Regions from separate parts of the Mus musculus genome. Here region 2 is linked to region 1. Evidence: chromatin loops called from intact Hi-C (ENCODE). Cell type or tissue: heart. All regions are shown on one strand. Links, peaks and the distances in the headings refer to the core of each region. The heading gives the core; the rest is flanking DNA.

Region 1 (8,432 bases), core at 110-8,109:
ACATCTGGGTCTGCACCCAGCAGGAAAACAGTGACACCGGGACTGGCTTGAGTATTTGAAACTGCAAAGATCACCCCCAGTGACACACTTCTTCCAACACAGCTACACCTTCTAAAAGCGCCACTCCCTAAGGGCCTGTTGAAGTCATTTTCACTCAGACCACCACAACCTGGGTTTGGATCCCAGCATGTCACATGGTGGAATCAGTGCTGAACATCAAATCCTAAAAGCCTACATTAAGCACATGCCCAACTACTGAGCTACTGCACCCCAACTCTAGGCTATTCTTACTCGTGTGTGTGTGTGTGTGTGTGTGTGTGTGTGTGTGTGAGTGTGTGTGTTTTCAGATACACTTGCTTGGGATTCACTAGACGCCAACTGTCCTCTGTCGCTCTCCACTGTACTTCCTGACCCGGGGTCTCTCACTGAACCTGGAGCTCACTGCTTCAGCTACACTGGCAGGTGAGGCCCTGGGATCAGTCTTTTCCCTCCTCCAGTGCTGGGGTCCAGGCACCAGGCACTCACTGCACATGGCTTGGGCAGCAAGCACTTTACCCACGGAACCACTGCCCCAGCTCTGTTCTTTGTGTATCTGCACACTGCCCACTGTTCTACAGAACTTAGAAATTACAGGTAGCTCCAGCTAGAGGATATTTTGGTTTAAAACAACTTCAGTACCAAATGCTCATGCGATCACTGGGGAAAATGGTAGGAAATATTTAGTTCAACAAGTAAACAGGATAGCAGGCTTGAAGATGATTCCACATTTTGATCACAGTGCATTCTAAGAGTAACCTGAATTGAGAGAGGACGTTTCTGTATCTGTGCCTGAGTGAAACGCAGTAGAAGAGGTTGAAGTACCAGTCTTTGCACAGGTCCTCTGGTGCCCTCTTCTGATCAGATGTGGTACTGAAGCCCAGGCTGAAGTGGGTGGGCCCCTTGGGGTTTTGTAAGGGTCCCCCTCCCAAAAGGCCACACTTCTGTTAAACCTTCTGCAAGCAGACTAAGGACTTGGTCAGAACCTCATGACTGTGAGGAGATGAAATGTTGCAAAGTTATCTTGGGCTAGCTTTGGCCCCTGTAGTTGCTACTCATTGCAGATCTGTCTGACATAACACTCTTGTGACCTTCCAGTGTAGCCTTTGGGATGCATGAACAGACCACAAGCCTACATTGTCCCTAAGGTTGAGAATGTGACAGAGCATGCAGCGCTCCCTTCAGCATGGTGAGACCCACAGCAGACATGTCCCCATTTTGCTGTAACACAGGTAAACATGCCTCCACCAATGGATTTGGAAGAGCTTTAGGGGTTTTTCCTGTACTTATAAGAACATGCCATGTATGAACAGTATTTGGGGCAACTTGAATCCATCTTCACAGGCCTTAGTCATGCATTTTGCCTTCAGAATTAACTACTTCTTATTCCCTTTGAGGTGAGAACTGTACTGTGTGTGGATAGAGTTCTGGTAAAGCCAGCGGGACATTTCCTTGGAATAATGTTTGTAAATGCCTAAAGTAAAGCAAAGAGTGGATGAATTACTGTATGGAAATACAGAGACACTAGCACTGGAGTGCAGAATAAACGTGTTTGTGATTTAATAACTTATTAAACAATTAGTAAATTATAATTTCAAAGTTATGAGACATTAAACATAAAAAAGGAGAAATGTTCAGATCTCTATAGCAATGGCAATCTGTATGTAAACACCTGTGGTTTTTGCCAGCGGAAAAGCAGTAGAGGATGTGTTGAGGAAGTTCTCACAGCTGCCAATAACAATACACCACAAACAGGGTGGCTTAAAGTGAGATTTTCATGCTCCTGCTCGCCTGGGAGATGAAGTTCTAAACTCTAGGTGTAGTCAGGACCATGCTCTCTCCAGGGCTCCTGTTTCATCCAGCTTCCGGTGAGCCTGGGATTTCCATGGCTCATGGCTAGACTACTCCATCTTTGCTTCTGTCTTCATGGACTTGTCTATATAGCTTTCATTATGACACGGGACATCCTGAACGGTACCCAGGGAACAGCTATTTCAAGGCAATAAGCATTCACTGTGGTCACTGTGTCCTGCTGTGATCAGAGAGGATGCCCTCGCTGCTGAGCAGGATCCAGACAGCATTGTCAGGTAGCATGGTGCTTTGTGCGATCAACCCCAGGCTTCTAGCATTCCAGAGATCAAGGCAAAGCAGAGACATTTAGATAGGAAGAGTATCTTGTACTGAGGCTTGTAGAACTTGGTTTGGGTCTAGGATGTTGGGAGAATGAGAACCATCAAGACAAATATCAGATGTCAGGAACAGAATAAGATGAAATAAAACCCCAGAAAGATGTTTGATACATAGCTTAAAAGTTGCACTATTTTATTAAGTACACACACACAGAGCCACCTTGGCCATTGTAACATAAGCTAGGGTCATATGAAGAAGAGAACCTCGGTGGGAAAATGCTTCCACAATACTGGCCCATAGGCAACCCTAGGCATTTTCTTGAGTAGTGATTGATGTCGGAAGGCCCAGTCCACAGTGGACAGTGCCACCTTCAGCAGGCAGTCCAGAGATGTCTACGAAAGCAGGCTGAGCCCGTCATGAGGAGGGAGCCAGAGAGCAGCATTTCTTCAGTTCGTGCTTCTAGGTTCCGGCCCTACTCAGTGACTATAAAGTGCAAGATGAAATAAACCTTTTCCTCTCCAGGTTGGGTTGGGTCAGAATTTTTATCACAACAACTTCTCAAGAGGCACACACCACAGTGCTTTACTTTTGACGTAGGTGTTTGAGATTTGAATTTCAATTTTGGATGGCAAGTGAACCTTACTTACTCACTGAGCCACCTGTCCAGCCTGAAGAATTAAAAAAAAATTTTTTTTTTACTTTTTTGTTTTATGTGTATGACTTTTGGCTGTGTGTACATGGGCGCATCGTATGCATGACTGGTGCCAACAGAGGGCAGGAGAGGGCATCGGATCCCAGGAACTAGAGTCATGGGTAGTCGTGAACTGCTGTACCAATATGGAGAATGGTGCTCAGGACCCCTGGGTGAACAGCAAAGGGCTCTTAAGTGCTGACCTATCTCTCTCTCCAGCACTAACACTTCCCCCACCCCTGGTGGAGGCGGGGATTGACTTTTAGAGACAGGATCTCACTGTGTACCACTGACTGGCCTAGGACTTGTTCTGTAGGCCAGGCTGTCCTCAAATCAAAACCACCTGCTTCTGCCTCCTGAGTGCTGGGATTAAAGGGATGTTATTCTACCACCACTGTGCTCAGCTCTGGGTGATCTTTACTAACTTATTTTTGATGTGTAAGAGTTTCTCTGGTGGTGGCTACATGGCAGGCACATAGCCCAGGATGTCTTTGCCTGAATCCCCAGCTTCATATGTCACTGGATTCTTGCAGTTGCAATGCTGCCAAAGTCCTTCACTCATGTTATGGACCAGACAGATCCTGCAGTCTATTTGAAGTGTTTGGATCAGCTGTGATCCCGGCTGTGATATCCCAGTGATGAATGAACGTGGTGTCTTGTCAGGAGGCATTTCCTGACAGTTTAGTTCTGTTTATTTTTTGGTGGTGATCTAAGAAAATGGCCAGGTCTGGTGGCTCAGGTCTGTACTCTCAGCTACTCAGGAAGCTGAGGCAGGAGGATCACAAATTCAGTGCCCGCCTAGGGTACAGAGTAAGTTCAAGACTAGCCTGGGCAGCTGAGAGAGCAGTGTGCCCTCAGTTGGCTCTCTCTGTGGGAGCCCCAGTGTGTCCCTGGACTGGCTTTCTCCATGGGAGCCCTGGGCTTCTGCAGGGTCTGCCCTGGGCTGTCAAAGGTCACCATCTCTACTGTGTCACTACTTCAGTCTCTCAAATGGAGGATCCTTTTCATTCCACTGCTCTAAGTTGAGCCAGTGAAGTACTGTACCATTAAGCTATACCCCAGTAGACTTCATTAACTAAAAATAATTTTCTTTGCAAAGAATCCACACAGAGCTCGCTTTAGAGAAATACTGTTGTTGTTGCCTCGTGGGGTCAGTGGCTAAGAGCAAGGGATTAGCCCTGTAGTGAAGTTCTGGCCTGTTTCCTAAGCTGTGTGACTCATCCTGAGAAACAGCTTTCTAGTCTATATATGGAAATTCATCCAATGAAGTTCTTAGAGTATTTTTTTTTAAGATTTTAAATTTATTTTAGCTGGGTGGCGGCGGCACGTGCCTTTGACCTAAGCACTCAGGAGGCAGACATTGGCAGATCTCTGCGTTTGAGGCCCACCTGGTCTACAGGGTTCCAAGAGTGCCAAGGTTACACAGAGAAACCCTGTCTTGAAAAAAAAATAAATTTATTTTTTATTTTATGTATATGAGTGTTTTGTCTGCATGTGTCAAGTGTGTGCAGTACCGGTGTGTAGCACACATATGTGTACTGTATAGACATAGGTGTGAGGGCCCCAAAACAGGCCTTGGATCCTCTGAACTGTAGTTACAGATGGTTATGAACTGCTGGCTGGGTGCTTGCAACCAAATCCTAGTCATTTACAATACAGAAAGTTGTCTTAGCTGCTCAGCCTGTTGTAACTGATTTGTGAAAGGAGGCTTATAGAAGACTTCCCCAGCACACTGCCAGGCTACAAGCTGATATTACATTACCATCACAACTACAATAGTCAACCAATTACACTAAAAATACGGCTAACCAAGGAGAATCTGCTGCCTTCTCACAGTGTGCCCGCCATGCTCTGTTTCTGCCACCAGGGGGCATAGGATGAACCCAAAGTATTGAGAAAGCCAATCTGGTACTTCCCCTTGGGGGCAGTCTAAAGTTGCATGCCTGGGTGCCTCAGGGTGTATCCTGGATCTCCACTTCAGGTTCTAAAGGCCAGACTTTATCTGTGGCAATATTAGCTGCTAACTGCGTGTTTGCTAGGCTGTTAGGGAAGTCTGGGGTGTGTGTTTGTGTGTGTGCTTGCACATTTAAGTATATTCTTTTTTTATGTTCATATTCTTTTTTGTTTTATTGTGTTATTTTATTTTATTTATTTACATTTCAAATGTTATCCTCTTTCCTGGTTTCCTCTCTGCAAACCCCCCTATTCCATCCCCCTTACCCTGCTTCTATGAGGGTGCTCCCCCCCCCCCCCCCCCCCGCCACCTACCCACTCCCACCTCCCTGCCCTAGCATTCCTCTACACTGGAGTATCAAGTCTTCATAGAACCAAGGGCCTCCTCTCCCATTGATGCCAGACAAGGCCCCTTCAGCTCTTTCAGTCCTTCTCCTAACTCCTCCATTGGGGTCCCTGTGCTCAGTCCAATGGCTGGCTGTGAGCCTCCGCAACTGTATTGGTCAGGATCTGGCAGAGCCTCTCAGGAGACAGCTGTATCAGCCTCCTGTCAGCAAGCACTTCTTGGCATCTGCAATAGTGTCTCGGTTTGGTGTATGCATGTGAGATGGATCCCCAGATGGGGCAGTCAGTCTCTGGATGGCCTTTCCTTCAGTCTCTGCTCCACTCTTTTCCCCTGTTTTTCCTTTAGACAGGAGCAATTCTGGGTTAAAATTCTGGAGATGGGTGGGTGGCCTAGAAAATATCCAGAGTGAGGTAACTCAGTCACAAAAGATCACACATGGTATGTACTCACTGGTAAGTGGGTACTAGGCAAAGGTTGTGGAATACCTACAATACAACTCACAGACCAAATGAAGCTCAAGAGGAAGGAAGATCAAAGAATGGATGCTTCTGTCCTACTTAGAAGGGGGAACAAAATAATCAAGAGAGGTAGAGGGTGGGAGGGACTTGGGAGGAAGAGAAGACGGGGAGGAGAAAAGAGGGGCAGAATCAGGTATGGGAGGAGACGAGGATGATATACAGAGGGTCAGGAAATTGAGCAGAGGAGTGTAGCAGTGGGGGATGGGGAATTGGGGGTAGCAACCAGAAAGCCCCATATGCCAGGAAAGCAAAAACCTCCTAGGACCCTACAGGGATGACATTAGCTAAAATACCCCACAAAGGGGAGGGAGAACCTGTCAAGACCATATCCAGAGTTTAGGCATGGCCTCCTGGTTGAGGGATGGGGCCACCCACCCACCTCCAAAATTTTAACCCAGAACTGCTCCTAAGTATATTCTTTTTAAAAAAAAATTATTAGATATTTTCTTCGTTTACATTTCAAATGCTATCCCAAAAGTCCCCTATACCCTCCCCCGGCCCTGCTCCCCTACTCACTCACTCCTACTTCTTGGCCCTGGAGTTCCCCTGTACTGGGGCAGATAAGGTTAGCAAGACCAAGGGGCCTCTCTTCCCATCCTAAGTATATTCTTCATATTTGGTATATCTCCAGGTAAAGGATAGAGCAGAACCACAATGAGAAAAGCTTGAACAGCGGCAGACCTAGCCCAGAAGGAAGCTGAGCAACTCTGAACTTGAGGCATCCTCACACCACAGAGATGCATACACACTGTACGCAAGCAAACCTGCAGACCCCTACATGCACTGGAAGGGCAGCTGGACTCATCAGCACGGGACTGGGATGAGAGGCTGATAGGGAGAAGACGTGAGGGGTCAGAAGACCCTGTCTGCTCTGCCCTCAGAGCCACACACCACAGCTGCAGCTCCATTCATATTTTTGGTGTGAAAACTAGGAAGAGTGTCCGAAACCAAGAGACCCGCTGGAGGCCCGTGAGACTCAAGAAGTGTCTGTGTGGCTTTTTTTTTTTTTTTTAAGGCTGCCATCATGGATTGAATGAACTTGTCCAGCCAGGCAAACCCTCAGGAGGCCTAGGACTGCCTAGTTAGGTGCCCAGGCTGGAACAAGCATAGAGAGGAAGGGGTGGCATCTGCAAGGTGAACCACTTTGATTAATCTGCCTTGATTGGCTCTGTGAGACTGTGACCTGAGGAGAAGCCTAACGTGAGGTTCACGACTACAATCACCTCGGCAAGAATGAAACCAAACCCATCGTATTTCTTCAATCAGGTAACAGAGTGCAAAACCTCCGGCTTAGCAGACCAAGGACTTCTGTGTTGTCTGTCCATTTTATCCGGCCACAGAGGAGGCTGAGATGCCTCTTCGACTGTGGCTTTAAAGAAGAGTGGGTTACACTGCGAGCAAGGCAGGCGTGTGAGACAAGATGGGGTACGCCCAGCAGTTCATCTGTTGAGAGAGAAAGGCTGCTGGAGTGGCTATGCTTGAGGAAGCCATGAGAAAGTTGAGTGGCCACTCAGGTCCCCTGAGGGGCTATCACATTGCACACACAAGCAGTAGTGTGTGAGGGACCTGACTCCATCTGTACTGGATGCTGGTTCTGGCTCTCTGTGGAAACAGGAGCTTAGGTGTGCCTCTCCCTCCCCCTCCCCTCCCACGTGGTTGTGCAGGGGGTGGGGGTGGGGGTGTCTCACAACACCACTTATCTCCCTGTAGCCTAGAGCCATTTGAAGAACTGATGAAGACTGCAGTTCTGGGGAGTCCAAATGTGCCCCAGCAAACACTGCTTACTGTAAGGCAGCCCATGACATCAGCAAGTAGACCATGGGCTGCTGGGAAACCCCACTCAAACCTGGCTTTTTGTCCCCAGTAGGAGCCTAGTTACCCAGTACTCCACAATGCCTGGGGAGTGACAGGGCCTTTCTAACATATGACTCTGACCAGTGGCTACATCCTTCCTCTTGTGACAGAGCACGGGTGCTCACTGACACCTGTTAGTCTGACTAACAAGGTATCTTGGCTGGGCTATTCCACCACAGGGATGCTTTCCCTTAAGCTCTGAAGCCTGCACGGCCCTGATCAAAACACAGGCAGAGCTGGTCTCTTCTCATCATCTCTGAGTCTCTGCCTGCCATTCTTTGTGTCCCAGTCATCTTTTCTTAAAGAAGGCATCAGCACCTGCCTCTTAGATTCTGGTCCATGCATTTGACCTCTTTATTTTGTTTGTTTGTTTGTTTGATTGACTGATTGATTGATTGATTGATTGATTTCCTTTACACACATTCTCAGGGTGTTGGAATTTAGACTTTAACACCTGTAATGGTGCTGGAAGTAGCAGAGAAATACACATTACTGATGAGGGTCCAGCCTGTGTTAGCCCTCAGAGGAGAGGGCTTTCTCAGCCCACCCCCCCACCAATATGAGTCTCATCCTTCCTGCTCAGGTCCCCTTGGAGGGAACAAATCCCTATTCTACGTGACTTTAGCTCTGGCTAAGACCTCCAGGCAGCTTTATACACACCGGAAGAGCCCAGGGATGTGGCACTCTACCTGCTCGAGGCAGTGAAGATATTTTGTCACCACTGGGGTCAGAAGGTCTGTCCTTTCTGGAATGCAGACGCTAGGGCTGTTTGGAGATGCACACGTCAAGCACAGAAAGACATGACCAATCCTTATCAATTTTGGAAAGATTTCTTCATGCAGCCAACAAATGGTTCCCAGAGGGCAAATCCACACCAGGTACAGATGCTATCATTTCACCGCAA
Region 2 (8,432 bases), core at 237-8,236, 67 kb after region 1:
CTGGATTGTGTGTAGATCACCTGTAACTCACAGCTGTCTCCCTAAAAGCAAATTTCATTTTGATTATGCTTCATACTGTGAGCATGTGGGTGTAACTAAGAAAAACTAAAACTGTTTTGGCCTTAACATGTTCACACACCAGTCAACACAACACTTTTAATGCATTGGGGATGGGTTGGGAGAGGGAACTTCCTAACACACAAAGCCATTCTCCAGGAGACAGCACTCAAAGTCTTGAAACTTAATTCAAATATTATTCACAGAATTAGATAACAAACAAAACAACAATAACAACAACAACAAAAACCCTCAGCCAGGGCAGTGGTGGAGCACGCCTTTAATCTAGGCACTCAGGAGGCAGAGGCAGGTGATCTGAGTTTGAGGCCAGCCTGGTCTACAGAGCAAATGCCAGGACCTCATAGAGAAACCCTGTCTGGAAAAACAACAAAACTAAACACAAACCCAGCAGTTACACAGGCTGCTCCCACCTGCCCAGTTTTACCTGCACTTCCAACTGTCTGCCCAGCAAACGTCCTCAGGGCACTCTGCACACACACTTCCCCACTGAAGAGCACAGCAATGGGAGGCCTAGCCCTCTCTGAGCCCCAGCCTCCAGGAGCCTTCACGTGTTCAGTTATGTAGACACTATGACAATCTTGTCCTTGTGAGTTCTTAGGGAGGAAACGTTATAAAGGCAACTGATGAAATCAACACCACTGGTATTTAGCCCACCCTTCAGCCTTTTTGCCCATGGAAATATTAGGGGTTAACGGAAAGTTCTGGTCTCTCATCTCAAAGCTGGTTCCCCTGGCTGGGAGGCTATGATCACCAGGGAGTGTGTTTTTTCTTTTCTTTCTATTTTTGTTTCAAACAGGTTCTCTACTCATAGCCCAGGGGTAAGCTTTCAGGAGCCCAGGCCACTCCATGGCCTATGACTTACGGCTGTCCTGTGTCTGGATTACCAGCATGGGTGGCCACACCTCATCTGTCACTATCACTCCTTATAGCTCTCAGTTCTTAAGCAAATGCAATCCCCTGATGTCCCACAGTTGTTTGGGGACTCTAGTCTTCCTCCCCTCCCCTGGGCTTTGCAATCCCACCTGATGGCCTTGTCTAGATTCCTCCACACACTACACTGTGCAGAGGTGCCATGCCCCAGCGCTGCACAGGGTCTAGCAGGGACACCACCCCACCACTGCTTTACCTTCTGGAAGTAGCTCAGGCAGCTTCTTGCACACACACAGGGCAGTATGCTGTATTAGTGTCCAAAAGGGCACAAGTGAGTGAAGTTCCCATAGTTCTGTCCTTTCAAGAGCTCATGCCTTGGCCAGGCAGTGATGGCGCACACCTTTAATCCCAGCACTTGGGAGGCAGAGACAGGCGGATTTCTGAGTTCAAGGCCAGCCTGGTCTACAGAGGGCTACACAAAGAAACCCTGTCTCGGAAAACCAAATAAATAAATAAATAAATAAATAAATAAATAAATAAAAAGACACACAGATGTCCTGCAAGGTCAAGCTGTAAACAAGTCAGGACAGACAGAAAAAGTCTGTGATTAGGCTGACAAAAAGGATAAAAAGAAATTGAAGCAGCTAGGAAGAAAGCAGGAAGTTCAGGAACAGGGTAGCCAGGAAAGGAGCTGTTGCAGGAAGAGCAGATGCTTATGAGGAGCAGTGGAGCCTCCTCCTGTCATGGGGCTACTGGTGAAGGCGCTTCAATAGATGGAGGCCAAGGCGGCCCCTCTGGCAGGATTCTGAGAGGGTCTGCGTTAGCTGGGAAGCTCTTGCATGCTTTGCAGCCTGGAGAGCGGTAGCCTGTGTGATGCCTCTTGGGGCTTCACTCATCTGGACAGAGTCAGTCTATGAGGAACTTCATGAGGCCAGACAAGTGGCAGAGTGCCAGATGTGCTTTGGCCTTTCACAAGTCTTCTTCAAGTAGTTATGACCCAGAAATGCTTGCGTGCTTGACTCGGGTTGGCTGACTTGAAAACTGGCTTTAGTACTCAATGTGTCCTTCTGTGGCATGTGCCTGTCATCTGTACATTCAGTCAGGGCAGCGTTGAGGGCAGCGGGTCAGACACGGTAACTGCTCCCCCAGCCTTGTGTCTCCAGTGGATCATAGTCACTTTGCTATTGGGTCTGGCTTGTTGCTACCAGGGCCAGTATCTGACATTTCATAGGCTCATGGGCTTTGTGGGGATTTGTATGTTTGTTTTTATTTTTGTTTTGGATTTTTGAGACCAGGATATCACTGTGTATGTAGCTCTGGCTATCCTGGAACTCACCTGTAGTCCAGGCTGTACACACAAACTCACAGAGACCCAGCTACCTCTGCCCCTCCAGTGCTTAGGTTAAAGTCTTCCATGGGCAGAGCAGGTTAACGCCCTCAGTCATCTACTTAGTGTAAAGAGAAGTGGCTTGTGGGTAATAAAATGCAGCATTCGGATTTACTGGGATAGCCAATGACTTGGCTGGTCATCCAGGAGACTGGAAGGTAGGGCCCAAGGAAACCTGAGGGAAGGCAAGTGTACACAGATAGAGGAACATGTTGGAAGTGTGGTGGCTGTTATCTCAGGCTAATTCCTACCATGGACGTCCATCATAGAAAAGGCAACACGCAGGAGATAGACAGAATGACGGCAACATTATTATTGTCTATCTCAGTACCAGCACAGGAAGAGTAGCCATGATGACATGGATGGAGGTTACAAATGGGCCCTGTGTACCCAGGATGATCTAGCTACTGCCATCATGGAATATCTAGTCTGCTATGAGCAGACAGCAATGAACTGGATACACTATCACCTTCGAGAAGAAATGGCTACTTAGTGCCAACACTGGGCACTGATAACCTGGAGTCATGGCTCTGTATGCTGAAGACTTGCCTCAGCATAACTGTATTGATGATACATAGGGCCTTTAAGGGTTAATTATGGCAAAGTAAGGTCATTAGGTGGACCCTAATCCAAAAGGAACAGTTTCCTTATAAAAGGAGGATTAGGGCTCAGAACAAAGTACCTCAAAGTCGGGCACCCTGGCACACTGTGTAATTTGAACTGAAGGACCCTGGAAGCCTCAAAAGCAAGACCTCTCTAGCCTTTTCCTACCATCTCATCCTGGGGCAAGTCACAGAGACTAGAAACCCACTCACCCAGAGCACACCACAGAACCAACAGAGGCGTTCTTTCCTCTTTCTGAAGACTCTTATCTCAGATGGTCCTATCAGGTACCCAGGAGGGGAGGAAGCTACAGAGAGGCCAAGAAGTCTGCACAAACAGGCTCTGCTGGGTTCTCTATGCTACCACACCACACCCATCCTTTCACTCTTCTCAGGGGTCTTGTAGGATCTACTGCTTCCCTCCTGTCAATCACAAGGCTTCACTTCAGTTCTGTTGACTGTAGCCAGAATCCTTCCCACACAGCTCCCTACTCTTGGTTCTCACACCTACGAGTGAGTCTGTAAGCCACCTCCACCCCCACCTCTGGTCTCTTCACAAGAGCACATGCCAGCCATCATGGAACATGTCATGGGTATCTGTGTCACGTGCTCCAGTTGCTTCCAAGTCCAACAGGGCTATAAGGAACAACTTAGGTCTCTGTCTTCTATCACTTACTCCCCCTAAAGACAAACCCTGGACCCCACATTCCAAAGACGGCAGACTAGACTTTAATACTCGAGGCCACCATGAGTCCTGAAGCCCCACCTCTTTTACCTGGGGAAGGCAAGATAGAAGGATGGCAGGAGAATTCTGCATCTCTCACCACCCCAAAAGATGAAGGAGGAAGTGGGAAGTGAGGGGTCCAATGTGCTGGTCACAGTGTGCGAGGAAAAGCAGATCAGGAAGTCTTAGCTGGGCATGGAGCAACTTCCCCTTTCCCTGTCTCCCTTGAAAGACAAGTGTCATGTCAGAATTTTGGCTAAAGTAGTATTTGTAGGTAATTGTGCAATGGCTCCGGGTTACTGCGGGCTCATCTATGAAAACACAGCATTTATATGATGTAGTCACTGGCTGTTCCCTTAAGGTTTTCTGATCTTGGTATTCACTTTAGCCAAGGAAAATCATACAACTTTCCCCTGTTCCCCTTCCATGGCACATGACTAGCACTTTCAACAGGAAGACATTGTGGCTTTGACAAGATTACAAACACTGATAAATATCCTATCTCATTAACTAGGTCGGTGTTTCTCTTAGAAATAATGCTAAAGATATGAATGTCCAATCTGACCAACTGTTCGGCTGTAATTTTGTTACCTTAAAAACAAAACAACAGAAACCCCAGACACTAACAAAAGCGACCTGACAGACCTGCACTCTCCTTCTCCAGAAAACACATCAAAAGATCAGTGTGAAGTACAGGATTGAAGCGGAGGCCACCACACGTTCTCACTCGTCACAGCGGGAGGAAGCGCACACCTCCGGTCACGCGGGCCTTACCTGCTGCTGCCTTTGACGCCTCACTTGTGCAAACTGAGAGAGCATCAGCTGCCGGTCCAGCTGCTCCATCCTCTGCTGTCTCTGGATGTCCACGGTGGCTCCCATCCCAACCCTGGCCTCGCTGGTGGGTTCTGAAGATGAGAAGATGGGCTCAAGGGCCCAGGAGAAGAACTCGGCCATTCTGCCAGGGATGCGGAGCACCTGGTGGACCTGGAGCACTTTGCGGTCATAGCACATGCCAGAGATCTACAAGGAAACATCCAACTGGTTATTCAAATGCAAGCAAGAATGTCATGGAGTATTAACAAGGAATCAATCATCTCAGAGGGCATTCTTCTAGTTTGAGCAGTATCACTAAGTCTTATCAAGTAGCAGACATCAAACAGTACAAACAATTCAACCTACTTGGTAAAACAAACGTATTCATCTGGAGTTTGCAAAATCCTGACCATTTTACTCTACAACTACAAGTACAGTATTTAAGGATCAATGTTTCGATTTTAAAAGACATCCAGAGGCTGGGAGATAGCCTGTACTCTGGTGCTTTCTGGGCTGCTTGTGAACCTGAGTTCAACAACCCAGTACTCAGGTGAAAGCCAGGCATGGCTGCATGTGCTTGTAACCCCAGCGCTGGGGGCTGAGACAGCTGGGACCAGGTGCAGGTGCGAGCCATCTGAAGGAACCAGGTGGATGACACACCCCGAGGAAGGCTTTTGACCTTCAAGCTTACATACACACACCCCTAAAGTTAAAAAAATCAGATCCACAAACAGATTGATTTTCTAAACAGTCTCACACTGTGCCAACTCTGTGGCACCATCACTGTCTGATGGCCACAAGAGAGACACCTGACCCGAGAAGAACAGCCTCAAACTCTGGCTTTACTCACACAGTGCTCAAGTACGGACATTTCCCTAGATGTTTAGCTGTGTGTTACTATTAGTAAGCAATTAATACATCTGTAAAAATATTTTTCTTTTTACAAACAAATCTAATTTTTTTATCTTTAAAGCCATTTATATGGATAAAAAAAACCCCTCAATATTGCTTTCTGGATAAAAATGACCATGAATATTCTTCTAAATACATTTAAAAAAGACTTTGACTCTAACTTTTAGGATGGGAGTATTCACACTAGACAAAAGAGTTTAATGACCTTTTTAGTAGAACCAGAAAAGTATTCCATAATATTTATTTGTTTGTTCTTGCTGTTATACTGAGACGGGGTCATGTTATAAGTAGTCCAGGCTGGCCTGGAGCTTGCAATATTCCTGCCTCAGCCTGCTGAGTCCTGGGATTACATACGCACTACTGTTGGCACCGGGACATTCCAAACCTAGGAGTTAACAGTGCAACCTGTGACCTGCAGACCAGTTGCCAAGCCAACGACCACCATATCCCAGAACCCACTTGGCTCACCTCCCACCCTTACTTGTGTTACAGCATTCTCCATATAAACAGGGAGAACACATCCCTCTCGCTCTCTTCTCTCCTCTTCTCTCTCTGCCACTCCCTTGTCTCTCCCTCTCAATAAAACCTCTTCATGAGGAACTGCTTTGGCCTAGTGTGCTCCTTGGTGACCGGCTGTACTAACACATCAACTTCCATGCTGAGCTTCAGTGACTCAGGCAAGAGTATCTCAAGAACCTGCTCTGAGAACACTGTAGAGAACAAAGGAAGGAAACTGCACACACAGCAAGATTAGTACTTAGTGCACAGGAAAGACGGTGAACACATGAGACCATGCGACCGTCAGGCACGCTCTGTGAAGGAAGTCACAGTGACTTAGATGAAGACCTACTCGAGCCAGTAAGGACCCTATTTCAGGATGACAGGGTGCCAGGGAAGACTGAAGACAAAACATTCCAGCTGGAGAGAAGGTGCCATGGAGGATGGACAGACAGTGAGTGGGTGGAACACCAGTTCGGGGTCCAAGGGAACAGTTAGGGAGAGAGAGCACATAGACCAGTGTGCACGATTTAGGCTGAGAGAGTAGGTAGCACAGGGAGGCACATGAAGGAAGCCAAGGGCTTTGGGGTGAAGGTGAGCCCAGGCAATCTGGTGTCAGTGGAGCCTTAAGGAGAATGCCAGAGAGGAGCAGGCAGCAACGGCAAATGCAGCAGCTGAGAAGCAGTGAGGAAACATCCATGGATGGGGCCCATGGAGGCCTCTGACCCCAGGGCAATTTGGAGCAGAGTCAGGAGCAAAGGATAGAATGAAGCAGGCTCCAGAGGGCACAGTGAGGAACTTGAACTTGTGGTTTCAAGTCATTCCTGTGGCTCCACTAACAAAATAGTACAAAATAAGGGAGAAAATGAAACAGAGATTTCCAGGTGCAGTGAAACCAGAGAGCCTGTGTGAACCTGAACCTCACACAGTGGAGTGACAGCAGGATGTGCACACATCTGCAGATGTGCTCCTGAGACTCAGCTCAGAGCCCAGAGCCAGGGCTGTAGGAGGCAGCAGTGAGGTGGCTGATGACCCAGGTCTGAACCCCATGCCCCCAGTGCCCCATCTCCCATGAGGTGAAGGAAGATCCTGAGATGGAGAGCGAACATACAGGGAGCCTGGACAACACCATAGCCACACATCATAGAACCAGAGGAAGAGGCAAGGGTGTGGGGACAGTGGGATTACAGACAAAGAAACAGCAGTTGAGAGTTCTTCAGGGTGATCAAAATATAATATAAATAACATGAACTTAAAATATAATCCAAAGTTAGGTCAAAGGGTTAGCAGGTAAAGGTGCCTGCCCCTAAGACTGATAACTTGACTGTGGGTCTGAGAACTCACTCGAGGAAGGAAGGAACCCCAACTTGAGCACCCATTACCCCATCCCCACCCCCACAATAAACAAATGGTGAAAACTTGATTATACTAGTTTGCAAGAAATAAGAGGACGTCAATCTACTTGTAGATGCACTGAAGTGCACAAGAGGGAAATTCCTAAAGGCATCAGGCAGCCTGAAAGAGAACTTGACATACTATGAGCACATGCTTGGAATAAACCATTAGGAATAAACCCAGTTAAAACAGGAACCCTGAGAGGGAAAATGAAAAGCAGTGTAAGGGCCACACGCGCACGCACAGGCACACAGTTTACATGTGTGAGTATCTTGTTGCATGTATGTATGTACCCCATGTGTGTGTCTAGTACATCCTGAGGTCCTGAGACTGGAGTTATGGATGGCTGTGAACCACCCCACGTGGGTACTGGGAATCAAGGAATCAAACCTAGGTCCACTGCAAGACCAACAGGTGTTCTTAACCATGAACCCATCGTCTCCAGCCCTGCAAAATAAAAATAAACAAATAACAAGGTGTCTGCCAGTCCTCAGAGTCCTCGGGACTATCCAAGGGTTACATTTTTTAAGCACTGTGGTGGGAAAATGCTGCTGGGCAAGAATGAGGACGTGCTTTATGACGTCACCCTTGTCTGATCAACCCAGTGGTGAGCTGGCAAAGCCATCCCACAGTTGAGGGGCATGTGGGCAGGAGCTTGCATGGGAAAGAAGAGTTCACATGTCTCTAGATCCTCTGTATGACCCTGAGTTAAACACACCACACGGGCTGGCAATGTTTCAGTTCACAATGCATTAGAATCGATCAAGCTGTGAGTATCCTATACTTGATAATCACAGCAGCCCATTCCATGGAAAGATATGATACCAGTAAATACATTAAAACTTTGCCCAGTTGTTACCCAGGTCTCCACAGTATTACTTATGCTGTATTAATACTCCCAGTGTTTTGGAGTCAGGGGTTCACTAGGCCAAGGTGGTTTGAACTCACTATAGAATGACCTCGAAGTTCCGATCACCCTGCCTCTGTCTCTACCATAGTGCTAACACTACAGATGTGCACTACCAAGCCCAGTTTCTATGTGCTTCATGCATGCTAGCAACACTGTCAACTGAGTTTCATCCTCAGCCTGAGACAGGTTTTTCTTGAATGCCATGTTTTGTTGGAAAAAATATTTTAAAATTAGAGTATGAGC

What was found. Peaks named below come from ENCODE experiments on the same cell type or tissue, not always from the same donor. Only the 100,000 strongest peaks of a DNase experiment are listed, where the experiment ranks them.
Region 2: a loop joins it to region 1, with 2.0 times the contacts of the local background. A loop is called at or near these places in 3 of 42 quality-filtered maps.

Annotation. Positions count from the first base shown.
Region 1 is chr14:122,057,188-122,065,619 of GRCm38, reverse strand. No RefSeq gene overlaps it. Among named protein-coding and RNA genes, the nearest start is that of Timm8a2, 27 kb to the right of the region's middle. In heart, for the core only: a CTCF peak has its summit at 4,725 (motif pointing right); DNase peaks (open chromatin) are centred at 899 and 4,729; H3K27me3 peaks cover 4,909 bases.
Region 2 is chr14:121,990,474-121,998,905 of GRCm38, reverse strand. It overlaps Ubac2 (ubiquitin associated domain containing 2), which reads right to left. Exons shown (of 9, transcript NM_026861.2): 7 at 4,436-4,681. It overlaps Gm33473 (a long non-coding RNA gene), which reads right to left and starts at 4,426. Exons shown (of 2, transcript XR_874990.1): 1 at 503-4,426. In heart, for the core only: no CTCF peak of the experiment used is centred there; DNase peaks (open chromatin) are centred at 1,905, 3,845 and 4,535.